Regions from separate parts of the Mus musculus genome. Here all the other regions are linked to region 1. The links are chromatin loops, found by intact Hi-C in ENCODE. Cell type or tissue: left cerebral cortex. All regions are shown on one strand. Region 1 has its middle 280 kb from the start of Gm4719. Region 2 overlaps Nrxn1 (neurexin I). Region 3 overlaps Gm31903 (a long non-coding RNA gene). Region 4 overlaps Nrxn1 (neurexin I). Region 5 has its middle 180 kb from the start of Gm4719. Region 6 has its middle 160 kb from the start of Lhcgr. Region 7 has its middle 21 kb from the start of Gm4719.

Region 1 (4,000 bases):
TCCTATCCCACCTAGGCCAGAGAAGTCAGCCCCAGTTAGGGGAACAGGAACCACAGGCAGGCAACAGAGTCAGGGACATTTCCCCTCCTCTCTAGTTGTTGTGGGACCAAGCTGCACATCTGCTACATACGTGTGGGGGAAGGAGGGAGCTAGGTCCAAACCATCCATCCCCTGTGGTTGGTGGTTCAGACAGAAGATTCTGTTTAAACTAAATGAGTCAAACACACAAACACACAGGCAACAAAACCCAAGCAACCAAAAAAAAAAAAAACTGCAAGTCACAAATCTGGAAAAGGAACTAATGAAGAGGAGGCTGGGGAAGGGGGGACTCAGAAGTCTGGAAAGGATGAAAGAGAGTGTCCACCCTGACTGCAGGAAAGCAAAAAAACAGTGGCATACTGTGATCTGAGTCCTGAGCCTTGCTGCAAGCTCAGATGAGGCTGATGGTTTCTGCTTGAAAGCAGTTGGTGGTCAGCATGGAACAGAGAAGGTCTGGACTCCTCAGGAGTGGGATTTCACTAGGTAATTGCAAAGAACCTAGAGAACACCAGCATCCACAGGCAGGGTGGGTGTCAAGGGAGTGTGGTGATTGACAGCTGATCATGGACTTTATAGGGAAGTGCCAATCTGAATAGACAGAAAAGGAAAACATCTCAACATTCAGGCCCAAGGACACTTGGAGTCAGAGTAGACAGAGAGGTATGAGAGATTTAAGAAAAGAGAAATGGTTGGTCTGGTGTGTAGAGTGACTAAAATTGAGGTTATTGAGAAATTATTGTTACCAGCATTGTAGACATCCAGGGTATAAACACAGAACTGCCTCTGTCATCTGTGGGACTTCCTTGCCCCATTTAGAGTTTGAACCCCAAACCACTTCCCATTAAATAATTTAAAATTGCCACTTCTCCCCTGCCCCTTGCACTTTTCCCACACTCATGTTTCTGTGAGAAAGCTTGGCCATATCACAGTGTACATTTATGCTATTTTTTTTTGTTTGTGTTTGACCTCCTTCTCTGGAATTAAAGCTCTAGAAAGATCAGGATTTGGATCATTTCTAGGACCTAAAACACCTTTAATGATTAGAGATTTGTGTAGCAAAAACTACTCTTAGTATTAAGTACATTTTTTTTACTTTCTCTAATAAGTTGAAGATGACAATCCTAAAGAACCAGCAAGACCTCCTAATATTGTGCAGTTTTGTGGATGGTTGGGCAGCCTAGCATAAATATACAAAGGTATTACTAACTGAACATGTTCATAATAGAAAGCTAAATAAATGAAAACTGTAAATCAGTCCTTCACTGTAATTTAGATTAAATGGGACACTGCCTATGTTTCAACTATTATAAAGTTAATAATTAAATTCTTCTGAGCTGAGTAGTGTGATTTTTTTTTTTGTTCTTTTGGGAGGTGGCCAGACTCATAACATTTTCAGCTGTGTCCATTTTGTATACTGTCACTTTCTGCACTTTCTCTTTTCAGGGTTTTAGAGCCAACTGCTCTACCATCTTGCTATGCATTCCCATCCCATAATTTGCTGCTTCTATGTATTTTTAATCGACCAGAAAGAGTTCATGTGAAGTTGTAGACATGAAACAAGGAGTACAGGGCCTCATGTGTAGGTGAAGTCACACTAGCTTTTGTTATTGTCACTGTCCACTCCTGTGCTTAATTGGATTATAGACAAATGTAATAGTGGACTGGGAAGTCCCATAATCCTAGTTATGCGCTGTTGGGGGCCTTTTGTTCTCATGTTACTTTTTCTGTTTATATGGCCAGCTCTGGGCAGAAGAGAGTTAAACACATGATACTATCAAATACATGCATAAGGAGAGGATTTCAGTCAAAGGCCTCCGATCAAAACAGCCCTTAAGACAATGTTCCATTTGAAGGCAAGTTCATGAAGCAGAAAGTGACCAGATTTACTAAACAAAAGAGTGCATTGGAGAGGTTTTAAGGATAATGCAAAGGTCTATGATAACTCATGAATAACTCGCCTGACCTAGATTTAAGTAGCACAGATGATTCATGCTGACATAGACATTTGGTTATTTAACCAAATGCATTGTATAAGCATCTCATTTCTACACTATACTTTTAAAAAAGCATAAGCATTTCAGATTAAGAAAATAAAAGTTATTTTAACGGCCGATGATGTGAACTGTTAAGAGTCACAGCCTATGCTTTCTGCATCTGAGTCTCTTCTGTAGGAAACCAATTTCTTAATGCCCAAGTCCCACAGCACATTGCAGCTCCATTAAAATCTGAGAAAAAGGTCCCATTCTGCCAGTAGAGGGCAGCATTACCTAGTCAAGTGTTAAGTGGGCACCAGAACAGATGGGCAGATGGTGCAGAATTTAGAATGCAGAATGGGTGGCTACCTACTGCTCCTCATCCTTGAGTCACCAGACCACAAGTGCTTCTCCACAAAATAGCAATCTTAAGTAATAGTGGAAACGCTCTCCCTCCTCACTGCCACTGTTCCCAAAATGGTCACATTACTCATTTCTGTTGGAATAGGAACAGGAATTTAAACTTCTACAATCTGTGTTGTTTTCTGAAATTTAAAGTTTGTTCTATGAATACATTCATTTATATAAAATACAGCAGCTTGTCTATACATATTTGAACATTTCAAAATTACAGTTGAAAGTAGCGGATTTTTTTTTCTTCTGCAAAAATATTTAAGAAGTATTTATAAAGTTTGATTATGTTTAATATCATGTTGAAACATGAAAACTTAATTGCACATTTAATATAGAAATAGTCAAAGTCATCGGCTGTCACAGACCATTTTTAAAAAAAACCTAGCTGTGTAATGTTTAACCACAATAATCTGTGAAGTCCACTTGTTCTGCCTGTAATATTTGGATGACTCTCTTTACAGTGGTCCCCATGTGGGTCACAGAAGCTGCTGTAGCAGGACATATCTCATGACATAAGATTGATTCCCATGAATAAGGTAGGAGGATTAGATAGTTTAACATTCTGTCTAGAGAATATAAAATATTCAATGGGAGATATGAAAACAGATGTTGAAAAATTGACAAAATACATGATATAAGAAGCCAGTATGAAATAGTTAATGGAAAAGTCTTTGAAATCTTTCATTTAACAATGGAGGAAGTGGAAGAAAGATTAGGCAACACATATTGAAGTGTATTAAAATGCTAAAGGCACTGTGCACATGAATGGAGTTATGTAGATCATCATTCAAACCTTAGCATTCATGGTCACCTTGTGTCTGTGCCCTTGGCTACCTTAGCAAGACAGCTTGGTGGGATGTTTCACATTTTCTTCTTCCTTTGACCTTTATTAAAGAAAAAAGTCCTACTTGTCATTTTTTTCTATTAATATAATTCTGAAACCTAAAGTTAATGCAGGAATTATGTAATGACATGAATGCTAATACAGAATGATGCAACCCCACCAGAGTCCAGAAGAACACCTTGTGCTTCATCAAGCAAGGCTTAGACAGCAGCATCCCGCATTTGTGTGCCGTGCTCCACCGATGCTATTCTTGACTATGAGAAACTGTTTCCTTTTAGGGTAAGTTAAAAGTTTCTCAGATCAGGAGAAAGCCTGGCTACTGCAAAAAAAATAGTAATAATAAATGAAATTATGCTTCATCCCTCCCCCCCCTAATTTTTTGCCTGTAGCAGCAGTAAGTGCAATAATGTGAGAGTGGGAACGGATTGCTATGGCAACAAAGTGTACTCTGATAATGAAGATGGTATCTAACAAGCAAGAGCAGGTATAACTTTAAGAGAGACACACACACAGAGGAGGAGGAAGAAGAGGAGGAGGAGGAGGAGGAGGAGGAGGAGGAGGAGGAGAGAGAGAGAGAGAGAGAGAGAGAGAGAGAGAGAGAGAGAGAGAGAGAGAGAGAGAGCCTTTAATGAGCAGGAAGAAAATGTAAAAAGCTTAATGTTTTCATTGTCTATCATATACATATTGGCCCACTTATTGTTGGTTTTGTGCATTAACTAAAGTCCTCCTA
Region 2 (4,000 bases), 930 kb after region 1:
ATGTCTCTAATTGTCTTCGCAGTGACTGTGCTGTAACTCTTGTGTGGGGAAGGGAATAACAAAGTTGTCAAGTATTACATTGTCAGACTCACTGCCTTATTGTCACTGTTTTGTGCTGTGGTCCTTGCCTCCAAAGTAGTCCCTTTCCCCACTGAACATCAATTCTCAGCTGCACTGCAGCTAAAAAAAAAAAAATCACTAAAGTGTACTGCCAACCACAGCATCCCCAGCTTCTGCCGATTGTGCAGAGCCCCGCTCGATCAGAGAAGCAAAGCACCCTGCTTCCTTCTGAGACATAGAGATCCTTAGAAGGGCAACACCCTTCTCAGGAGGTTTGTACTGCATGCATGAAAGATCTAATTGGGCATTTATAGCCAATTTATAAAATGAGAGCAGCCACCACAGCTGGGAGAGCACCTGCTGCACTCTAGAGCCCACAGTGGCAGGTCCACTCATTGGGTTTAAATCCCGTGTTTGGGGGAATTTGACAGTGAGATAAAGCAGAGTTCCAAATCTGAACCACTGCCAGTAATGAGATGTTACGTCAGGGCAGTGCCAGCAGGCAGGGAAGAAAGAAGGTCTCAGAAGCATGATGATATTTGGGAAACAGGACTAGGGGGAGGGAGCAGGTGCCAGGGACACCCAGGTCTTCTGGAGATCCCGTGCAGCAATTACAACAAATTCCTACCCCTCTAAGGGCCCTCATGGTTAGCCACTGAAAAGGTGTCTTGTCTCTTCAATTTTCAAATAATCCTTAAAATAACCTCACACAAATTAAGAACGTGTTAGTAAATCTCACTACATCATGACCAAGAGGCCAACAAGAATTTCTTCCACTGTCAATATAAGTCAAATTCTTATCTGAACATTTCCTCTCTGAGCAAAAGGATCTAGGAAAGAACAAAAGAGCTACCCAAAGTCACACATGTCAAGCAATGAAGCTCAGACATGTTTAAATGTGATCAAAACTTTGGAAGTGACAACATTCAATAAAATGTTTTTCAAAGCACAATGTGAAAAGGTAGATCAGGCCGGTGTGCCTCATGTCCAGGTCCAGAGAAAGAGATCCGCTAGGGAACAAACTGATCTGCGTTACAAAAGAAAAGAACATGCATAGGATGTATGCAAATCTCCACTTAGACATGGAATCCGTTGGAATGGAAAGTCCTGGCTGATTAGGGGGCCTTTTACTCGCTTGGCCAAGGGAAACTCAGTAGCCGGCAGTTAGCTACCTTTAGTCGAAGATTTGAATGGAGATACGGAAAATGCTAAAAGATGAGGAAGGAAATTAATTTGGGATTTGTAAGAGGGATAAAGGAGAAGGGGACAAAGTGTTCACCCCCTGGATGACCTAGATGTAGCCAGAGTTACAAGGTGTAATTTTGCTAAGTGGCCACCTGAGGGCACTGTCCGCTATACACCTAGGACCATAGTCGGGCCCCAATCAAATTTTTAAAAGCCTCAATTTGCTGATGGATTAACTTAATTCTTAAATAAGGACACCCATGGAAGATGGAGACCCAAAACTATTCGTCTGTTCTATTTTTATTCTTGAACTACATAAATGAATAAGCAAGACTGACCTCAATTCAAATCCCGGACACTCATAAGGATTACATACAATAACCTCATTTAAATCCATTGAGTATTTAATAGGGACTCAATAAATATCAGCCCCTTTCCATATATTTTAGCATAGAAGTTGCCAAATTAGGACAAGACAAGCACACGGAGGGATTGCATTATTTCACTAAAGGGGTCAGTACTCAAAAGTTCCAGAATAAATAGAGTCATGCTATGAGATCAGTCCAGAGTACATGAATGTTGTGTCTTTCCTTGCGTGTTGCAGCTTGTACTTAATAGCCAAAGGGAATAGACATCGGCAGCTGGGAATAAAGATGAAAACAAATTGTATCAGCAGGGAGAGGCATACACCCAGGAGACTTGGGCAGTGCGAGAAAAGATCGCTAGAACAAGGTCATCAGCACGGAATTTCTTTTCTGGAACTCTCCTTGGGTAGAGGCTTGTTCATGACGATTTCCATATGAATCGAGGTGGGGAGGAGAGAGGTCTGGGTTTCATATTTCCACAATTACAAGATAAAACCCAGTCTTGGACAAAAGCCTGAATGGCTGTCAAGGCTAAATGTGAATTTTACATTCTGGAAACAAAGGCATTCTGTTTGCCTGCACTAGAGGAGCGAATTAATCCCCTCCCCAACACTGTGTAACAGTGCATGGCCCTATGCTGCCCTCTGGTGGTTCTTTTAGGTATAGTAATGTAAGTGAAAACATCAGAAATTTGATTTAGCCAAGTGACTTCAGATGAGGACTGACCAAAGTCAAACCCATTAAAAAGTGAGTTAAAGATTGTATAACATAAATTGTGCCTTGGTTCAGGATGCTCACGACATGTAGTGAGGATCTCTGACTACATCTCTAGTCGTTCCTGGGCATCCTTGGTGAGTTATTCTAAGAAGAACACGGAATTCTGCACTTCAGGAACTACCAGGCATGCAGTGTAGCTAAGCTGACTGCTTTCCCTTAGAGAAGTAAAGATTCTTCATGGATTTGAACAGGGTGTGGATAAGTCAGAATACATTTAATTCTCAGAGGGTGAATGTCAATGAAAATAAACCCACTGACTCAGATACAGTGATTCTCCTGCTTCCTGTATTCCTACGTGACTGGCAGGCACAGTCAGTTCCAGGTGTGAAGCCCTGCATGTCTCATACCCATAAACTCATCCTTAGTTCCCGTGGCTGCCCACGAGGGAAGAAAGAGCAGCCATTGGTTGTTTTCACTTGTTCTTCCTGTATCCTTTAAACAAGGCTTTCTCAAAAAGTCTTCATGCTCAGCCCAGTTGCGGTACCCACACGCAGTGCCATAGCTTTCCTCCCTGTCATGTCCTACATGTGAGTGCTCAGACGCAGTGTGTTCCTTGGGATGGTAACTTCATGGCAGGACCCTCAGCAGGAGTCAGTGCTCAGTAAATAGCATCTGGCTAGCACCGAAGTCCTGCAGAGCAAGGATGTGATGGGTTACATCACGCTCTCCCTCCAGAGTGTTTCTTGGGATTGCTGTTCCTATTAAAAGTCACAAACCCACTTATAACCTGAAACTTCAGCCTAATTTTAGGGAGCAGCTCTTGTTTTGTGACCTCATCTGAGAGGTCTGAAAGCACAGTGGCTTCACAGAATTGAGCAGGATAACTATTGGATTAAATAAATAAATAAATAAATACGTCAACCTGAAGAGGTAGATCTGTAAGTAAGAGTACTGCATACACAAGCATGAAACCCCCAGTTGGTATCCCAGAATCCACACAAACAGCCTTCGTGGCCATGCACATGCCTGTAAATCAGTGCAGAGAGGCAGAGACAAAACAGGAGTATGGCTGGGGATTCCTGGTCCAACGAGAGACTGTGGCTCTAAGGAGTATGATGAAGAATGCCACAGTTAAGACACCCAACACCCTTTTCTAGGGTCCAAACCCACAGCCATACACACGGGAATGTGCCCATGCAGCCACAAACAAACACACACATCTACTCAGCGTGGGGATTAGCCTCTGACTTAAACTGAGTTTTTGGTTTTTTTTTAAACATTTAGTAAGAGTCTTAAACTTAAAATCTGACTTTGTCCACTCTTCATGTAATTAATTCATGGTTTCGGCATTTCTTTATTATGGAAAATGCTTTTCTTTTCATCAGTACTAAAAGTAGTCCATGTATTAAGAAAATGTGTCTAAGATTTGTACAGGCACACACTCGTCTCAGAAAGAACCCTCTTGTAGCATACTATCAAGCTTATATCCATTGCAATAAATAAAAAGCAAATGTTTGCTTTTAGGAATTGCTGTTCCAAACATCTGAAGAGTCACAGCCCATGGAATTTCATTGTTCATGATGACAAACTGTGACTATAAGTATTAAATCCTTCAAGCAATGCTTCTAGTCATCTGAATCTCTGACATGCCCTCTGAGGTCTCTCAGGAGGAT
Region 3 (4,000 bases), 1.0 Mb before region 1:
AAAGAGCAGAGACATAGGAAGTAGGAGCTTCTGAAACAAAGTAACAAAAAGATCAGCGTTCTGAAACAGAGTAACAAAAAGATCAGTGGTTTCAGCCTGGGGTCATGACCTCTTTGGGAGTCAAACGATCCTTTCACAAGGGTTGTCTATTAGATATTTACACTATAATTCATAACAGTAGCAAATTACAGTTATGAAGTAGCAACAAAATATTATGATTAGGGACCAGCACACCGTGAGGAGCCATGGTAAAGGCTTGCAGCCTTAGGTAGGTGGAGAACCACTGTGCTAGATGCTCTGAGCCTCTGCTGACAAATGGCCAACACAATCCTCTTAGCCTAACACAATCAGTTTGCCTTTCTGTGGACAAGGGTCATGTTCATTAACATCAGTTTTCTTCAACTTATAGAACTGATAAACAATTCTAAGATAAAGTGTGTTGCTTAAGGTTTTGTGTTTTGTGTTGTTGTTGTTGTTGTTTCCACTCTAACATAAGCTAGAGCCATCTGGGAAGAGGAATCCTCAATTGAGAAAATGTCTCCATATGACTGGGCAAGTCTGGGGACATTTTCTTGATTAATGACTGACATGGGAGGGCCTCGACCACTGGGGGTGGTGCCACTCCTGGGCAGGTGACCTCGGGCTATATAAACCAATCAAACAGAGCAAATCCTGCAGAGCACACCAGTGAGCATGCTCACCTCTCCGTGGCTCTGGATTGGCTCCTGCCTCCAGTTTTCTGTCTGGAATTCCTGCCCTGACTTCCTCGGATGATTGACTGTGATTAGGCCACGTAAAGCAAAATAGACCCTGTTCTCCTCAAGTTGACTTTGGTCTTTATCTTTGTCACAGCGAGAGACACCAAACTAAGACCTAAGGAAAAACACTGATGGCCTCAGTGAATGAGCGCCAAAGTCCTTTTGTCGTTTTCCTTTTTTTGAGAATTAAAGATTACATTTTATTTATGTATTTTTCTTTTCTTTTCTTTGTCTTTCTCTATCTGTCTCTCTGTCCCTGTCTCTGTCTGTCCTTCTGTTTGACTCTTTGTTCCTGTCTCTGTCTCTCTATCTCTCTGTCCCTGTTTCTGTCTGTCTCTGTGTCTGTGGATGTCTTTGTGTCCATCTTTCTGTCTGTCTCTGTATGTGTGTCTCCCAGAGACTAAACTCAGGTTGTAAGTCAGGATGGCAGGTGCTTTTACCTGTTGGGCCATCTCTCTAGCCCTACAATTTTTCTTGACCATAGGACAAACTTTGTCCACAGAATAGAATCATACACTGTTGCAATATAAAAACAATGCGTATTTAAAAAGTCCTTTCTATCCCTCATAAGAAAGCGGGTATTTGATGAATTCAGTTTTTATTTAGCTGTTAAGGCTGATATCTCAAAACAGCATATAAAGGACAGTAAGTAAACAAAAAAAAAAAAAGTGAAAATCCCAAAACAAAACAGAATTGCACCAGTTCTTTGTGGGGACCAGGCTGTAGAGCATTGTTTTAGACCCTCCTTATAATCACAGAGCTTTCCTTGAATTGTTGAGGAGCGAAGGACTGAGTGGCATCAATGGTCCTCGTTGGTTCTCTGCCAATCAATTCTTCCATGCCCCTCCCCCACTCAATCAGCTCTCTCCAGCTTCACCTTCACCTACTCTTTCCTATTCCTTTCCCTGGACATGGCCATTCCTTCTGGAGGCCCCTTCCTATTGATTGATTGACCTTAAGCCAGGGCTTTGGTGTGGGGTCACGTGTACTTGGTGAGGTGTTAGCGTTACCAGTGTGGGTCACTTGTGGTGAGCATGCCATGAATTCAACCTGATTACCTGAATATTTTCCCTCAGTTACATGAAATGAGGATTTCTTTTTCTTGTTATAAGTAAATTAGTAAATCCCTGCTTTAACTGGTATTGAAATATGAATGTATCTATAATTAATTTTCCGAATATTGGGGTTGAACCCAGGATTTTACACCCACTCATAGCACGCTGCCTCAAATTCATCATTCATAACCAATAATTAATTTTAAAAAGGGTACTGGCTGGTTGTGAAGCAAGTAGTCAAGTTCCAGAATAAAATCTGCTGGTTATAGTGTGCCTTTAAAATCACTGCTGCCCACGGTTTGCAGGATTAAAGTTGACGTGAATGAAACGCGCCCTTCCACTTTGAGGTTTGCCATCTACCCTTCAGGTATTGGCACCATCATGGTCTTCCAGACCTCAAGAGAAAATGCAGCTTTTAAAGTAATATGATGTGTGCTGACAGGTTCTAGCTGCACGAGCTAGGAAAGCCAAAAAATTGATTTGTAGTGCACACTTGAACAGCAGATGGCGCTCTCAGGCAAGCCGCTGCTACCCGGAGTCAGAAGCAGTGTGTTTGGTGCTTGAATTTTGATTAATAAAAGATTTTGAGGACACTTTATAAGCATTTCAAAGCATTGTGAGTCCGGTGGAGCATAATTAAAATTAATGCAGTAGACGGTCTCTTTAAAGTATTTCTAATGCTGTGTCTAAAATTGCTGTTGAATACAATTTTACACATCCAAAAGATTTAAATACTACGCTTATCTCTAAGCATTTCTAACTATTAAAGGGACAGGAAAATGTGTCCTTTTTTTCTTCATTTTCAAACAAACGCTTTACAATCACTTATATGTTAAATCCTTATACTTAAAAAATACTTGTAAAATAATCCATCAATTCTTCACATGTCTCAGTGTCGGAGAAAGCAAATGCATGCTTGCCAAATACTCCATGCTGCCTTGACCCAGGGGCAAGCCTTTGTTATCTTAGTCGTTAGAAAGCTTTCTCCCGTGCCCAGGAACCTCTCTGAGTGGATTTAACCATTCCTTCATAAAGCGCATCTGAATGCTTTCTTTCTAAATTTCTTCACATCAGAAACAAGCTGTAAATGCAGTCGAGCCGTTCCTAAAGGTGTCCTTCACACTGCGAGGCCAAAAGGGGGTGCCGTGCCATTTTGAGTGGCCTCAAAATACTATGTCACTGCAATTAGACATCTTGCTGGACACTGAACATCTTGTCGGGCTTCTCATCTTGTGTCTGCAGTCTCTTAGTATTGGGAATAAAGCGATGAAGAAAACAGTGAACTCATCTAAAGGGTCTATAACGGCGGAGGAGGCAGACAACCAACAGATAGCAATTTGTGATTATTGTTATGTAGAAAATCAAAGCAGGCTAAGGTAACAGAGAGCGGTATAAGGAGGTTGCCATGACATCTAGAAGAGAGGAATGGAGCGTTCCAGATCCTGCAGGGTAGAGGGAGTCCAGCAGAGGGCGCTGCGGGAGCGCAGATTCTAGAACAGGTGCTTGTCCTAGCAAGCGGTGCAGATGATTGGAGGGTGGGTGGGTGAGACTCCAGATCAGAGAGGTCGTGAGTGGGTCGGGATGGAGTTGTACTAAGGCTTTCTGGGGAGTCGTCAGAACGTCGGGTGTTGTGTTAAGACGAATCTGCTCAAAGGCTTCAGTGGTGATGTAGAGAACTTACAAACAGAAAAAGCAGTTTAGAGTTTATTGAAATAACCCAGATTATTTAATTTGTTCATGTGGCGATAACAATACATCTTAGGTGGAGTAATTGATAAAGGACAAAAGTTTATTTCTCATTGTTCGGGAGATTGAGAAGTCTAAGGTCCCAGCATTGTGAGTATGGTGAGGTTCCTTTCCATACCCACAGTGCCTCCATACTATGCAATTGCATGGTGGAGGGGGGGAGGAAAGACCCTCCTCAAGTGTCTTTAAAAGGACACCAGGGATACTTATCCCATTGCTAAAAATGGAGGCCAAGGGGTCTCATTACCTGTGAACACCCTTTCTTGCCTTTTAATCCCAGCAGCGTTACAGATGGATTTCAGGGTGTGGATTTCAGGACGATGTTCCCATTGTCCTGAAAGCTGATGTGATTAGGAGTGGTGACCAGAGGTGGAAGATCCTTAGACAAACATATCTGAACTATAGAAAGAAAAGCGTTTGTTGATGGGTTGGGTGTGGGAT
Region 4 (4,000 bases), 440 kb after region 1:
ATGTAGATGTGTTGGAGATTTCACAGGAGAATAGAAAATAAATGTGTACAATGTGCGGCCATTCAGTGAATGATCGTTACCCAGAACTGGTTTTTAGAAAGTACAGTTTGCTTTAGTTGGGTGCATTCTGGAAAAGGAAGGATTCATGCACACAGGACCTTTACAGATATATGTGTAGTGAGCTACACGTGATCTTGGCTGCAGTGCTTCTTATATTACTGCTGCAAATAGAAAACAGACCCACGCAGAGTCCCAGGATGGGACACTATAAGGTACTAGGAATTCATTGGTACAAAGAGGCTTTCTTAGGATGGCTTTCAGGACTCAGCACTGATTGTTGTGGTATCAGAACTTCCACGGATGTTTGGCAATAAGTTCACATAGAAAGGAATCATTGGCCTGTTTTGTGCACAAAAGTTATTCATAGACTGAAACAAGACTGCCTTATACCAAGAGCATCCAAGGTGGCTTCTAGGCTCTGGTGAGAGGGTAATGTGTGTTTTGAGGCATAGTCTCTTTAGCATTCATGCTGTCCTTTGTTGCCTCGTGTTTGACATTTCTTAACTACCTGGCATCCTATCTCTTTCCTTACTTCTGCACGTGGATGACTACTTGTTCACTTTGATTTAACCCCAAGGCTGGAGTGACACGTTGTTACGGAACTGATCCTTTCAGGATGTAGTGAGACGATGCTGTTTCCCCAGCAGCAATCACTGGCCAAGGATTTTTAAGGGTTGATTGAGAAAAACATCAATCACTAAAGCTATAGTCTGTGACTAATTTTATCACAAATACAGGAGAAATAAATGAAATGAGGAAACAAAGAATAAAAGGGAAAGTGTGAAAGGAGAAAAGAACGCAGACTGTAAATCTAATTCAGTCACATTAATAAACCATGGAAGGAAGGGCACAGTGACCTGTAAAACTTTATAATTTACCTGGAAATTATAACTTTAAGGATGAGATTAAAAACTGCATACTTAGCACATGTTCCAGGAGGTTCTTTGGTAGCTTGTTTTGTTCCTTATTTTGAGGCACGCACCTTATTCTGAGGTGTATTCATGTCCCCGACATACAACTGACATACATCAGTTGGGCCAGTTTTCAATGTGCTCAACTGTACAGACACATTGCTAAAATATTACTACTTTGATGATGCCATTTATGGATTCTGAAATGATTTCTTTAAAAACTGAAAACTGGGGTTGGTATGCAATCAGTTCCCTTATCTCTTCTAACAGTGGTTCTATCAGACTTCTGCAACCTATAAACCTACATCCACTCAAAAAATCACATCTCGAGTAAGTGACCAAATAAGACCACAACAACTCACATTAGATAAAATAAATCAGTCAAAGTTTTACCACTTTGACAAAACATTTTACGACAGTTACGGATGTTTTAATTTGCTGTTTGAGTTTTTCATCTCATCTATATGTTGAAATAGATAACTTTAAAAATAGTCACAATAACAAAGCTTTGCTGTATAAGTTAATAGGATAACATTTTATATACAATACCATACATATGTATTAAACTTCATTTAGAACACTCATTACTATTCCCCTGGCAATAGAATTGATCAATAGAACTGTACTGCAATCTGTACACCTATTTCGTATATTTTAGAAAATAAGCTAATTTTTGTTTTGTATTTCTGCCATTACAAAGGAATTTTTTTTCTGTGTTTCTCAGGACCAAACCCCATAAGTGGGATTCCTATGCTGAAGATGTATCTGTTTGTACAGATCTTGACACAATCTGCAAAACCCTTTTTCAAAAAGACTTGTTCTAATTTTCACATTGTCTCCAGGATGCTGAGTTCTCCTACGTCCTCACTTGTGTGAACATGTTGTCTTTTCTATCTGGGGATGCCCTTTCCCATTTAAGAAAATTCTGGTACACTCCCACACGCTGTATTGTACTGAGCTTAAATGCTACTCTTTCTTAGATCCTCCGTGAAGTCTCTAGGCAGTTAGTCACTGTTCCCACAGTCCTTTGTAGCACTTATCAGATAATTCTTGATTTCTTATAGCTTATGTACTTCTTTTTCTTCTTTGTAGATAATTATAAACAACAGGAATGAGGCTTGTTCCATCTCATCTTTGGAAAGTGGGATCCAATTCTGGATTCTTGATTACACTCATTGGCAAATGGAAAGAACCAACATACAATAGAGATCTCAAGTCCAAATTTCTGACTCCATGTTTGGGAAAAATCATTGTCTTACTTGACATCATGAAAGTCTATCTTACTCTAAAAGCATTTCCATTGATATAGGTCTCTAAAAATATTTTTCATGTATCTATTTTCTAAAATACAGTTTATCAGCTCTGATTTTGGGTCTAGTTGGGAAAACTCTGTGACATGCTGTGAATCAGGTCTTTGGAAAGAACTTTTCAGTACACTGGAATCAGAACAGTCTCCTTTTAGTCCAAAATAAAACCAATTTTATGAATTTAATGTTAGGACTAGTGAACAAGATTAGACAGAACCCGTGGAGACCGGAGCCAGTACATGACACTGCCTAGGGTGAAAGGAAAACATAAAAAGCTGCTCTTACTGATGAATTACATAAGAGTGTATCAGGAACCATCCCCACATGTTATATCCCTGTGCATCTAATATTTCATTTTGTTCTTATGCAATCATAAGACCTTCAAACAAAGCAAGTATGCTATAACTAAACTGTGAAATCTGAAGCCAAGAGCCAAGGATTTTGGAATACTAGAGGGAAATCCGGAAACACTTTACATATTCCCAATCCTACTCCATCCCCTATTCTAGTATAATGATTAGCTCTTATTGAAAATTTTAATTAATGAAATGAGGGTTTGAGTGGTGAAACACAGACTGTTAATAATAATCCAAATACAAAAAAAAAAAAATCCCATTGTTGCAATTTTAAATTTGTTTTCAGAGCAACCCTCATGAATATTTCATGGAAAAAAAACAGTTGTCAGAAAACCCTTAGTCACTGGAAGGTGGAGGGCACTGCCTTCCAGAACCTCAGCTCTTAGAGCAGGCACTCAGGGATACTGTCAGACCATTATGGGAAGTAAAGTACAAAAGAGTACTCCAACAAATTTCTCTTTCCCTTTCTCTCTCTCTCACTCAAACATACATATACACAAACACAGAGGGAGGGAGAAGAGAGAGGGAGAGAAAAAGGGAGGAAGGAAGGGATGAGACATTATAGGATACAGCAGTGGGTGACACTTTGGAGAAAGGTGACTTTTATACCCATGCTATGTATTGAGCTCAAGAATAAATCTGAAAGAATAAAAGGACATATGGATTTTTATTTCTGATTTCGTGACTTTGTACCTGTGTTGCTTTCTCTTCTTTAAAAGGAAATACTTGAGTCATTTTTTGCCAATCATATTTATAGAACATTTGGCCAGAAAAATATAATGTATTGGGGGAACACATTAGTGAAGTGAGATCTAAGACTAAAGCTTTGATGGGGTCATTGGCTTGACCTCTCAGAGTCCGAGTCTGTGCCTATATAAAATGAGAACGATGGCAAACATCCTTTTATATTTCTCTGTAAGGTATAAATGAAACAAATTACAATATTCAGCAGACAAGCTGACACCCATTGCATGGCCAATACATTGTACTAAAAAAAACACACACATACAGACACACAGATACACACATGCATGTACACACACAGACACACATATGCACACATGCACACACAAACACACACACACACACACACACACACACACACACACACACACTATGTATGAAAAATAAAAACAAAAGTAAAAAGAGGCCATGATGCCTAAGGGATCAATGGGGAAGTCCAGGAGAAATGTTGGAGAAAGAAAAGTAGAGAAAATGATATAATTATATTTTAATAAAAATATTTTTTTATTAAAGGAAGTTATCTTTTGGGACTGCAAAGACCATTTCAGTTTTTCTATTAGTGTACATAATTTATTTTAGATATGGCTCATTCCTATTGAAGGAATTACATTTTAATTTCAAT
Region 5 (4,000 bases), 99 kb before region 1:
TCAGAAGCTCATGCAGAAACCAACAGCTATGGGGACATCACCTCACTCTGTGAAAACTGTGAATTGACCCATTTTATACAATACCCAGAGCTAACGCAGCAGCCGTTACTTGGTTAATAATCATCCTTTATTCAACACACAGCATCACTTACCTTGTCCTTGATATGCAGTTCATGGCTTAACCTTGCACTGGAGAGAAAGTTTTTATAAGAAAATGGGATGTGTGAACAGTATTGCTTTAAAAACCTTACTGGCTTCATATTCTAACAGCTTCTTTCTTTTCCCAAGTGGTGGGAAAGATATATTCAAGGCTGGAATCTAAATATCCAAGCCCCCAAATAATGTGTCATACCGAGCCACTACCATCATAAATCAAACTCATTAACAGCATCCAACGAAGCTTATCTGCCTCGCATCACCAGGGAGGCTATTGCCAGGAGGGCCTTTGAGAATAGAATTTTCTGTAGATACCATCATTAGAACACAGTAAAGTAGCCCTCCTCAGGACAGCTTGCAGCAGTGCTTTTGAATCATAATTACAGAAATGATTACAGTAGCAAATATTAAAAACAGGGTAGTTATGCATAATTTCTACAACATGCAATCTAATTTACCAGCAGTAAAAACAGTAATAAAAGCATTGCCCAGTGATTGGATAAAGCAATTTTCACTCAAGATGCCTAAAAATAACATAAGTTTCCCTACAGCTGGAGTCATTGTTAACATGGTTTGCTTAGCCTCCTGCTTTAGGAAGCTTAATCAAGACCTAGGCTGATAACCATGTTAGCTAACCCACAAATTCTAATGGGCTTTTCAAAGAAAACAATAAGAATTCTAGATTTCCAGCAAAGCTACAGCTTTGGTTAATGCCATTCATGGATGGTAATAAAGTCTTGGAGATACGGCACTGTTTGCTCAGCCAGACAACAAATTATTAGTATAGTTAACACAATCTCATTCCTTCAACCTACATTTCCTGGACTCGGTGAGGCTCTTCACTCACCTGTCTCCACATGTTATTCTACTGATCTGTGTCATGCCAAGGCTCCTCTGACATAGTCAAAGCTCTGGAAGGGAAGAGACTTTAGCTGTCTGCTGTCCCTGCTTTTGCTCTCCTCCTAGTAATGGGTCCGATGTAGGTGTTACAAATGTTTATGAAAGTAAACTGATGATACTGAGCAGGCAGGTTATATAATGAGAAATAAAACATTACTTGGGGATGTCAGGAGAAAGGAAGTTCACTGAGCAGAATCTTTCTCAGATAAAACTGGTTTATTCATTTGAAGAAGTTCTTAACCCGGGCTGCTCACTAAAGCCTTTGCATGAAGTCAAACAAAACAAAACAAAACAAACAAAAAAACAAACGAACGAACAAAAGCTGGCTGCCACTGAGATCATTGAAACCAGAAGGTCTGAGAGCATGAAGTCTGAACACAGGCTTTTTAAATCTCCCAAGGGCCAGGACTGAGTCCCTGTCTCAAAGCATAACGATGAACATACATTGAGAGTATGTGCCAATGCAGTAGCTGGTGGGCTGGAGGGAAACCAGCAGTTTCTTTGCTGAGTGGCTTTGGGTATGAGCTAAACACTCTGAGCCACATTCTGTACCACTGGGACATGGAAGCTTTGATTACATATATAGTATTTCCTGAACTATTTTCTGTACTGAGTTGCACCAGTACATTGCAACATCAATACCAGGAACACTACCCACTGCCCACCTACAGACTTCCTAAGATTTTGTCCCTAGTGGTGAAGCTAGGGACATCTAAAATATCCTCAAGCCACAAAAATTGATTTTAGGAGGAAGAATAACAAGGATAGGATTACCATTGTGGTCTGATCTAAAATCATGAGATACGCTATGGGGAACAAATACTTTAACAAGCAATCCCTGCAGACATTGGTTGTTAAATATTGATCTCCAATTAAAAGAGCTGAACTCCCTGGAGAATGCAAATTCTAGATCTAAGGACAGGGCAATAGAGGGTCTCACTATGTAGCTCAAGCTGCCCTGGAGCTTATATCTCTCCTGTTTCAGCCTCACCATAAATGTAAGAAAAAGTTAAAACCAAATATGTTGCAGGTCAAAGCAAGCATGAAGCATCCTAAGGGAATTCGTAGTGATCAAATGGAGATCAACTTCTTCAATGTCAACAACAAATATGTGTGTGTGTGTGTGTGTGTGTGTGTGTGTGTGTGTGTGTGTGTGTGTGTGTGCGTATGCACATGCACACATACATATGAAATGACTGATTGGTAACTCAGAGTAAAAACATATCTACTGTAGAGTGGAAGTTTGTATAAGCTCACATGGATTTAGAGATGAAGCTTCTGTGATAAATAAGGCCTTTGTGGTAAATTAATAAGTCAGGTTGGTGGAGGTTTCATGAGTGACAGAAGGGTTTCATATGGTTCATTTCTCTTCTTGTAGTATATGAGGATAGGGTGTGTCTATGAGGTGGAGGTTGGGCTTCTGTGGACACAAGGTCTTTCTGTACTGTGTATCATGTTCTTGTTTCTCAGACTCTGTAGCTGTGAGAAATAAATGACCATGGTTATAATTAACTTAGCTTTTGTTTTAGCACTTTGGGTTACAAAAAGACAGTAGTTATGCGTTTCTCTAAATATGTTTGTATTACTAAATGGGAGAAGAGACTAATGCAATTTAGAGAGTACTCCCAGTAAGTCCAAACAACTGATAGAGACATTTTCACCTCCAGAGCATGCAGTGTAGCTTCCCTCACACAGGGTGCAGGTTCCGTTTAATGACTGATTCTAAGGCACAGAATGCCAAAAGAATTTAAAACTTTAAAAATCCCCTTTCCTGTGTTCAGCTGTGGCAAACATGCCCCTAACCAAATAATCCCATTTAACACTTGTAGAAATAATAATGTCACAGTGTTACACAGCTTCTGGTAAAAAAGCAAGGGCATTTCATCTCCACGGCCTTCGTCCTGTAAACTCAGAACTGTAGGCCAATAATGACAGGAGCATCAGCCTAGGCCAAGTAAAGGAACATTCTAGAAGATATCTGTTCAAGACAAAATGGCCAAAGTCAAGAAAAGTAGTGAAAGTAGTGGTTCCTCATGGGATCCTAATGGTATATAGCAACAGAAAAAGGACAGTTGTGAAGAAACAAGGTCTAAAGTTCTATAGTTTAACAGTGACACCATGATTCTCTCTTAATTTCACAAATATATTATCATTAATGTATGGCATCAACATCTGAGAGATTGTCTTTATAAGCTTCTCATGAATTTAAAATATTCAGAAATATAAAGCTTATTTAAATGTGCACACAAAGAAAGAACTGTGATCATAGAAAGATAATAACTATAGAGATTTTTTTGCCTGTGGATTAATGGTGTTCAAAGTGTTTGGAACAATACTACCTTTACAACCAAATTCCTACTATTTTGATCAATAATGAAATCTGCATTTTATGAATTTTATTTTAACATATTCACATTTTATATATTAAATGCCCAATATGTTAAAGGTAATTTAGAGTTGTAAAATTGTTCTACACTTAAATGTTTGAATTCATAAGACTGCCCTGTACTTTAACCAGACTGGCTTCCATACCATCCTGTAGGATCATTTAGCAGAGAAAAAATATTCTTGATCTTTTAAAAAATAAACTGTGTCAGGTGCATCTAATTAAGGGCCTCAGAGGAATGTCATTGCTGAGTGAACTCACCATATGGCTGTGTGGTAAATGCTACTATGTAACTTATTTACAGAAGGTACTTAAGGGCTAAATACTGCTTAGTAGCCAGGCCTAGTATTGGGTGTTTGCTATCTCTTTGTTTCTATATTTGACACATTTTCTCCTAGTAAAGTGAAAATATTAGAATTAGATGTTTATCTAAGCAACTTCTGTTAGTTTTATTTCCTAATATTTTCAGCACGAAGTTTTTCACCCTTGTTTCCTGCTATTAGGTGCTCTACCCAAGTTGTGTCTTGGTGCCCCCAAGGCCATCTGTATCACTCTTCT
Region 6 (4,000 bases), 700 kb before region 1:
TCTGAGTTTTGCTAGAACTCACTTATGGAATAGGGACAGAGACTCTGATTGTGTAAAATAAAGGGTAAGAGTGCTCGGTTAGTCTTTGGGATGTTTTAAACATCCATTTTTAATTTCCTCTCTGTCCACTCACTTGGAAACCATGGCTTTTCAAAAGGCCGCTATCTGGCGATCTCTGTCACTTCAGTCTCAGAACTCACTCAACACCTTGTCTAAGAGACTTTCACCAAACATGTTGAGAACACATACTTACTGGAATCCAGGGTCCACTATGATCAGAGAAGTGGGGTTTGGAGCACTGTAGTAGGGGGAGGGGATTGGGTGTGGGTGGGATTATGAGGCCTGTGCAGACCTGGCCACCCTTGGGTCTGATTAGAGAGAGGACACTGGGAAAGAAGAAGTTAGAGTTGCTGCTGAGTGTGGCACCTCAAGGCCATGAACAAAGAGAAAGAAGGAGAGTTTGGAGGTCAAGTTGCTCACCCCTGATTTCCATGCAGCGGCTGAAGCTGCAGGAGGTGCCATCTTCTAGGTAGTTGAAAATGTGAAACAAGAGACTAGGGAAGTTTCCCATAGACAAACTGAGTAGAAGCAAGGTTGGTAGAAGGCTGTTCAGGTATTATCTGGGAACAGAAGAATGGAGTCTTTGTAAAATCCATCTGTCCTACTGCGAGAACTGCATGATTCTTCCTGTAGACAGAGAACAGAGGAGGGTGGTTAGCAGCAGAAAGAAAAGAGCCCTGTGCACTGCTGTGCTGTGCATATGTTTCTGCACATGTGTGCACACAGGTATGGGATCATAGAAAGGTCTAGAGCCCTGCCCACTGCTGTGATGTGTATATGTTCCTGCACGCGTATGCACACAGGTTTGAGACCACAAGAAGAGGAATAGGAAATGTTCATTATCACTAAAATATATATGATCACTCTTGATTTTCCTGCTATTTTTGTATTATAATGTTTTACTTTCTGTCTGAGACATGAAAACATGTGCACAACCTGTTTTGATCAGAGTCACGTCTTCCCTCTCTACCTTTCCCCAGAACCCCTTCATGTGCTTGCCCCAATTTCCCTCCCTGCAACATAATGTTCTTATCAATGATTTAGGAACTTCATATAATGCACCCAGATCACACTCCTCCCAGGTGGACCCTCTCATTCATGCACCCCTCTCAAGGGAGAAATCAGGCCCCATCTGTGTTATCTATATACTCATTGAAGCATGGTCAAACTCTCAGTAGCAAGCTCCTTAGAAAGGGGTTGCACAAAAGCTGTCAATGTTTCTTATTTTTCTCTTCTTCCATGTTGTAATAACCCACAGCATGCAGCCAGTGCTGCTCATCTGTGCACATATGTTGGGCCATCACCACAACATGGACAACTTTCCTGGGACCACACCTTCAAAGAAAACGGACCCTCGCTTAGCAGTCATGAACTGACAATAACTGTGAATACTTTCTCACCCATGCTCTTGTGTTGACTGGCTCAATCTTGTGTGAGTTATGTGTAGATGACCATAGCTACTGTGAGTTCTTATCATGTCCTCAAGATACTGTTTACCAATAATCTTCAGCAACCTCTGTCTCACAATGGAACAGTCTTTCCGTTATGTTCCCAAGGTGTGTGTGCATGTGTGTATGTGTGTGTGTATGTAACAAATAGTCATATTATTGTCCATACCCTAGAGTAAGCAGGTGTTTAGTAAATAATTGTTTGAGAGAAGAACCAGAATTTATTAATTTTAGAAACATGAAAACATGTGCACAACGTGTTTTGATCAGAGTCACGTCTTCCCTCTCTACCTTTCCCCAGAACCCCTTCATGTGCTTGCCCCAATTTCCCTGGAGTGTATTTCCCAAGACCTTGCTGATGTTGACTCTAGAGCCACTTTAATGAAAACACATTAACATTTACCTACAGCCCTGACTTGCTTTAACTATCTGCAATGCGATCTATCTGGAAGCACAACGCTGCTAAGAACTCTTGCAATCTACTGCAATACCAGGAAGATCACTGGCTTAGTAAACGCCTACATTTAAAAATAATTTAAACTTACTTCATGTCTTATATAATAGGAAAATCTTGATTAGCTTTGAAATTTATTTTTGGAAATTTGCTGAAAATAAGCTGTCTGGCATAAGTGCATTTAGGGATGGAATTAGGAGGTGTGGAAGAATCAAGGGTATGCTGGGTAACCTGCCGTTACTGCATTTACCACTAGATGGTGACCTTGTACTTGCTTGGTGATCTGCCCACTGCCAGAGGATGGCATAGTCAACTCTAGGTGGTTGAAACCCGGAGAGTGAAATTGGGAAGTTTATTGGAGTTGTGAAACGAGATGGTCGATGAGATTTGAAGTAATAAAGCTTGGGGACTTTAGTATCTTCCTGACCTGTTCACAGAGAATGTGATGGGTTGAGAACATAAGGGCATGGGCTAAATGCCTATGGTATAGAAAGCAGGAACATAAGACCCACATTCTAGTGCACCTGCCCACACTTTCTTGTCTTGTGTTTGGTAAGGCAGAGAACTTCTTGGGATGCCAATAGCTTCACCTGCAAAACCGGAGAAGACCGAATCTGTTAGGATCTGGGCCAGTTGTCTCCACAGTCTGTTCTTGTTTTGTCTGTGACTGAGAAAGTCTTTGATCTGAGGGCACCAAACATACTCAGTTGGCCATTGTCTACATTAAATAATTCACTTTTCAAGTCAGGCGAATAGAATTTTCGTAAAAGACATTTTTTTTTCCCATTTGGAGAAGTGTGGATATGGGACTTTGCTGTAGGCAAAGAGTAGAGAAGATGGTTGAAAGCTAAGAGAGAAAAAGGCTCACGTGACGTGTTCATGTCTAAATGTGTGTACACTCAGGACTGTGACAATGGAAAGGTGGAACAGTAGGAAATGCCCATTGTCACTAGGAAGGGTCTTAGTGTTGTTGATTGGTCAGCGTTAATTGTTTTCAGCCTTCAGAAGAAGCCTTCAAGAACTCATGATAATGGTTTTAAATCCCAGAGAGACTTAGTGTAGGTCTTATGATATCTGTACAATTAGTATAAACAGTGATTTTATCTCACACTCAATCCAAGGGCTTTGCTTGTAGAACATCCCTATCCATTTACCCAGAAAATGATTTCCCTTAATAATTGATGCTGTTTTACTAAGAGAAATATAATATCTCCAGAAGGCTGAAATGATTATGCGGAGATGTTGAGCTGCTGTTGGCACAGAAAAGGAACTTGGTTCTTTCTTCTCTAGTCCAGAATTTCCCTAAGTGAGGCACAAGAAGTGTCTCGCTTTATCTTAGATTACTTATGGATTATTCAGAATTGACTGAAGCAATACAAGGATGACTTTTCTGGTCTCAAAACTTATCAAAGTGCCTTATGTTACTGTTGTATGGATCCTTGCACTGCAGCAGAAAATAACGTCCAAGCTGGGCAGGAGCTGATAGTTTAGAGAAGGGAAGGCAAAGGAAGAGAAAGAAGGAAGGGGGCGAAGGGAGAGGGAGAGGAGGAGAGACAGAGAGAGTGTGTTGTGGGTGACTTGAAGGAAAAAAGTGAAGAGGCTGGGGAGGTAACTTTGCTCTTAAGAGCAGCTTGATTTTGCAGAGGACTCAGGGTCACTTCCCAGCGCCCACCAGTCGCCCACCAGTTCTGTAACTCTGGTTCTAGGGGATCTGATGCCCCCTTCTAGTCTCTATAGGCGCTGCATGCATACTGTGCACGTGTGAACAAAGTACTCATGTGCACAGAATAATTAAATAATCTTTTAAAGGACAAAGGATGAACTAGATAGGGACTGCATTCAGAAGGGCTTATGTCCATGATTTCATATTCTGTCCTCCCTCGGGTTAGTGCTTTCGAATAATTGTCAAAAGTAGTCAAATATTCTCTCTCTACCATCCCTTGTGAGCTTCAATAAAATTTAATCATTTCTGAGAAGCTCTTTTTGGTTCAAAGATGGCCAGGACAGCTGGGCGCCTGAGATGAGAGCCTGGATGTGA
Region 7 (4,000 bases), 300 kb before region 1:
GGATACATTTGACTGAGTGGCTAATTGCTGGACCCTTCCTTTCTTTCTTTTTCAGTTTTCAGAATTTACATACCACTTTTATATAAACCAGCTCCTTTCTTCTATGCCCCTCTCTCCCTACTTTTTGTCCCTTTTTCCTCCATCTTTCTTTCCTCTCCTATTTTCCCTCCCTTCTCTAGTGTTTCTCTCTTCTCCCCCTCTCTATTTTCTTCATATTCTTTCTGCCTTTATATAAATGCAATTTAAAAATTATATTAATTCTGTCATTTAACAATAGAATTAGGTAAAATTAATACAAATAAAAATTGTTTTACATTTCTGCAATCTGCCCAGCATTTAGGCCTGGGTTTGGCTTTCTCCTCTTCCTTCTATACCTCTTCTTCCTCTTTCTCTCTTCTCATTTTTTCATACAATAGAGTATAATCATTTCCCTCTACCCCAACTCCTCCCATTCTGCCACACTGCCATACTCTTGCCAACTCTATGTCCTTTTAACCCCTCATTCAAATTCCTAAGTCTTCATGACTCTTGTCTCTGATGAAATCTGAGAGAATGGAAAAGAAATAGATTTTATTTTTTACAGTGCATTTTCGTAATCGGCAATATCCTGCTCATGGAATATTTAATAAGATGATAGGACATCTTCTAGAGTCTTTATGTGGATGCTCCCAGAATTCACAAGTATTCACAATTGTTACCCCTAGAACAGAAAAACACCAAACTATATTCTGTTGCTATATTCTATTTCAGCTTTAGCTCATCATAACCTGTTTGTTTATTCAGCAAATCCTGAGTATGATTTTGCACTTGTGACACAGTAGAGTTTAACAGGACCCTTTGTGGAGAGGCATGATCTGACAGATGCTGCACAGGTAAGCTGCTAGTCAAGAATACAGTAGTGGAAGATTCATCATAGAAACAGGAAAACAAGACTGAGGGACTGAGAGTAGGGTGCAGGGAGAGGTTATGTTTGCATTTGATGAAGAAATCCCCAGGCAACCAAAGAAAAAGTATAGAGTGCCTGCCTGCTCTGTTGAATGATCTGGAGGCAGACACCCAAAGGAGGAGGGTTTATGAGGAGGCTCAGTTGAAGACTGGGACATAGAGGTACCTGGAAAACAGAAAGCCTGATGATTGATCTCCTGCTGCGCTGTAGCCCACCTGCATTCACTCTGTAGAATAGGGTACCATGCTGACAAAAGTTGTCTTGATGCCCACTATCTCTCAGCATCTCTCTCCCTCCTTCCCTGTAGTTCTGAGTCCCATTACTCTTGGTGGGCTGCAGTTTTAACTTTTGATGTCCTGTTGTCAACCTGAACAGTGGAAAAGATCTAAGAAGATACCCGTAACAAGGTTGATGTTCCTTGAGGTGCATTGCCATAATATTTTGCTCCTGACTGGGTTTGAACAAGAGTTAGTTGGGTCAATGTCCTACTGCAGTTAGTAAGAAAAGAAGTCTGTTGCAATTTCTAATTTGCATATCTACATTTGGATACATGGGTTAGTTATCTAACCAGAAGAAGGAGGGGGAGACTATGAGTGAAAATGTGCAGAAAAGGTACATTAAAATAGCCCAAAATTTATGCAGAAATATAAACTAGGTGAAACTGCCCAAGGGGTGAGTCAGAGAAATCATAAGCTTTGTGATTTCTAGGCTGGGAAGAGCAGGATTTATGAAACTAAGAAAATACTAAAGTTCCATGGATTTGAGCAGTAAAAGAGATGAGTGCATATTATGATAGCTTTAGGGCTGTCCAAAGGCTCCACTGGTTGGTAAATGCTTACCATATTTATAGCAAAGGAGATTTGTATATGAGAATTACTGAGGCCAGTCCATCTAGGAGTAATAATTTAATATTTTATAATCAGCATTTGATATTAATCTATTGGAATTAATCTGTATGATCAGTTTATGTCCTAGTGAGAGATTGAAACTTGCTATGTTTAAATTTGCATAGAGAAGGAAGGAGGGAAATTGAGGAAAGAACCAAAAAAGTAGAAATAATATGGATATTTTTTCTGACAAGCCATGATTAAAGCGAGTGTGTGTGTTAAAACGAGTGTATACTATAAGTTTTGTTTTTGAAACCATGAATTATGATGATGTAGAAAGAAGGAAGCATGATAGAAAAAAATGGTAAGATAGAGATAATCTGTCCACTTAAGGACAGATGGTACATTTATGATCAACTCCAATCACAGAACACACTGTGCATTGCACATTGTAAAGGTACCAAAAGCCCAAGACTGAATCAGACCTGGGTGTTCCTGCCTCACCACTGTCTTTGAGCTGTGATTCTGCCTTGAAGGTAGCAGTCTTACAACAGCGTTTAGGGACTTGTTCATGTACAAAGAATGGGGGAGGGATTGCTTAAGACAAATGACAAATGTGCTGTGTAAGAGGTTTTACATAGCCTCTAACCTTCCATCTACTCTCAAGCAAGAAACGAAACTTGGTGCCCCCCACCCACACACAAAAGAAGTCATGAGAGCAGAAAGGAAACTTCTTGGGAATAAGGGTTTCTGGGGAAGAGAGGAATAAGGGTAGAAGTCATTAAAATTCATTATATAAATGTATGAATTGTTGAAAAACTTTTTTAAAGGATGGGAAATGAGGAATAGGAATTTCAGTGTCCTAGAAATTCAGTATTATGAAAGGACCAGCCTCTCTAAAAGACAAATCTGAAGTTGTGTGCTGTTTGCCATCTGTATACTTGTGAAAACATCTATACCACCTGGAGACCTTTTAAAAATATAGTTCTCTAAATCCCCACTAAAATAAAAAGTAGGTCTTCAAGCCCTGTGTGATTCATGTCTACCAAACTTTAAGTTGCTTTTAAAATGAATCTCTCTAAATATTTCTGACAATCATATCCTAGCAGCAAGAAGGCACTTTGGGTGGCTTTAGAATCCCTTTGTCTAGTTTCTTGGTCTTGAAAATGTCAACTTCTCTCTTTTTCAACAAGAAAGTATTAACAGTCTCTTATTGTATGTATAGCTGCAATGCCATGCACATATCTCTGGTTGGTCTTTGCCATGCACACATCTCTGGAACCTTGGCTTTATTCTCCTCTTACTAAAGTGCAATGATCAACTAGATATTGGGACATTGTTTAGCAGTTAAAAACTTGGATTTTTGAAATCAGATATTCATGAAAGTTTTTAGTAACTTTTCCACTTTTTGGAACAGAATCCTTGATTTCCAAAAGTTCCAACAGAGTAGGGTGCCAACCCACTCTGATACATCAATTAGAGAACTATGTAGTGGAACAAAGTAGATAGAGAGAAGGTTTATTCATTGGATCAACTCAGAGAAGAGGAACATAGAGAGTGGTCCAGTTATCCAAAGTTAATCATCAGGGTACTGATATAAATTTCAGGTTTAATTTGAGGTTAATTAGCATATGAATTTAAGTAATTCTAGTGCAGACATATCCCAGCTCATCACTGGCCTATTATTGTCTCAGCTGTAATCCTGCAAGGGGATCAGACAAATTCTCAGTCTCATTATTATCATTAAAGGAAAGGACCAGTTTGTTTCCAATAAGATAATTCTGCTCCCAGATGAAGCTTCACTCCATGGACAAAGGCCCTCATCTGAGGAAATGGTTTGTCTTCTGATTTTTTTGCTCTTCCCAGAATCCAAGGTGCTGCAGCTTTATCAGCAGCAGTGGGAGACCATAAGCCAGCACTGCCACAGTGTCTCACTTAGGGAACTCCACTCAAGTAAAGCAAAGCCCTTAACTCAAAGCAGAGAAGAACTTCAAGAGAAATCAATTGGAAACAAAGTTAGCTAGCTTAAGAGGTAAAACTAAGGAATGGTTAACACTTTTATAAAAGTGCTGGCATCATGAGATTGCACAGGGGGGACAGTGAACATAGCAGTGAGTGTAGGCTTCTTTAGAGGGGAGGTTTAATTTGGTTGTCTTCACAATGGCTACATGCTGTGTCCCTCTAAATTACATTGCTCAAAGGATATCATTTCAAAAATCTATAAACA

What was found. A loop is a pair of places that touch in the nucleus more often than their neighbours do. Peaks named below come from ENCODE experiments on the same cell type or tissue, not always from the same donor. Only the 100,000 strongest peaks of a DNase experiment are listed, where the experiment ranks them.
Region 2: a loop joins it to region 1, with 5 times the contacts of the local background. A loop is called at or near these places in 8 of 42 quality-filtered maps.
Region 3: it touches region 1 in a loop (8-fold over the local background); 5 of 42 quality-filtered maps call a loop at or near these places.
Region 4: a loop joins it to region 1, with 2.8 times the contacts of the local background. A loop is called at or near these places in 5 of 42 quality-filtered maps.
Region 5: a loop joins it to region 1, with 11 times the contacts of the local background. A loop is called at or near these places in 2 of 42 quality-filtered maps.
Region 6: it touches region 1 in a loop (7-fold over the local background); 7 of 42 quality-filtered maps call a loop at or near these places.
Region 7: it touches region 1 in a loop (11-fold over the local background); 3 of 42 quality-filtered maps call a loop at or near these places.

The regions. Positions count from the first base shown.
Region 1 is chr17:89,652,270-89,656,269 of GRCm38, forward strand. No RefSeq gene overlaps it. Among named protein-coding and RNA genes, the nearest start is that of Gm4719, 280 kb to the left of the region's middle. In left cerebral cortex, a CTCF peak has its summit at 2,290 (motif pointing right); DNase peaks (open chromatin) are centred at 2,357, 2,849 and 3,577; H3K27ac peaks cover 2,933 bases.
Region 2 is chr17:90,582,885-90,586,884 of GRCm38, forward strand. All of the region lies in intron 15 of Nrxn1 (neurexin I), which reads right to left. Among named protein-coding and RNA genes, the nearest start is that of Gm32337, 120 kb to the left of the region's middle. In left cerebral cortex, CTCF peaks have their summits at 1,391 (motif pointing right) and 2,256 (motif pointing left); DNase peaks (open chromatin) are centred at 435, 1,436, 2,233 and 2,713; H3K4me3 peaks cover 446 bases; H3K27ac peaks cover 2,753 bases.
Region 3 is chr17:88,649,884-88,653,883 of GRCm38, forward strand. Gm31903 (a long non-coding RNA gene) reads right to left here. Exons shown (of 3, transcript XR_385909.2): 2 at 3,807-3,958; 3 at 3,146-3,489. Among named protein-coding and RNA genes, the nearest start is that of Gm38460, 2.0 kb to the right of the region's middle. In left cerebral cortex, CTCF peaks have their summits at 2,319 (motif pointing right) and 3,258 (motif pointing right); DNase peaks (open chromatin) are centred at 2,316, 2,815 and 3,265; H3K4me3 peaks cover 944 bases; H3K27ac peaks cover 476 bases.
Region 4 is chr17:90,093,301-90,097,300 of GRCm38, forward strand. All of the region lies in intron 21 of Nrxn1 (neurexin I), which reads right to left. Among named protein-coding and RNA genes, the nearest start is that of Gm41653, 120 kb to the left of the region's middle. In left cerebral cortex, no CTCF peak of the experiment used is centred here; a DNase peak (open chromatin) is centred at 1,899; H3K27ac peaks cover 2,166 bases.
Region 5 is chr17:89,553,347-89,557,346 of GRCm38, forward strand. No RefSeq gene overlaps it. Among named protein-coding and RNA genes, the nearest start is that of Gm4719, 180 kb to the left of the region's middle. In left cerebral cortex, a CTCF peak has its summit at 1,738; a DNase peak (open chromatin) is centred at 1,631; H3K27ac peaks cover 276 bases.
Region 6 is chr17:88,952,002-88,956,001 of GRCm38, forward strand. No RefSeq gene overlaps it. Among named protein-coding and RNA genes, the nearest start is that of Lhcgr, 160 kb to the left of the region's middle. In left cerebral cortex, a CTCF peak has its summit at 2,217 (motif pointing right); a DNase peak (open chromatin) is centred at 2,220.
Region 7 is chr17:89,355,879-89,359,878 of GRCm38, forward strand. No RefSeq gene overlaps it. Among named protein-coding and RNA genes, the nearest start is that of Gm4719, 21 kb to the right of the region's middle. In left cerebral cortex, no CTCF peak of the experiment used is centred here; DNase peaks (open chromatin) are centred at 1,583 and 2,772; H3K27ac peaks cover 3,377 bases.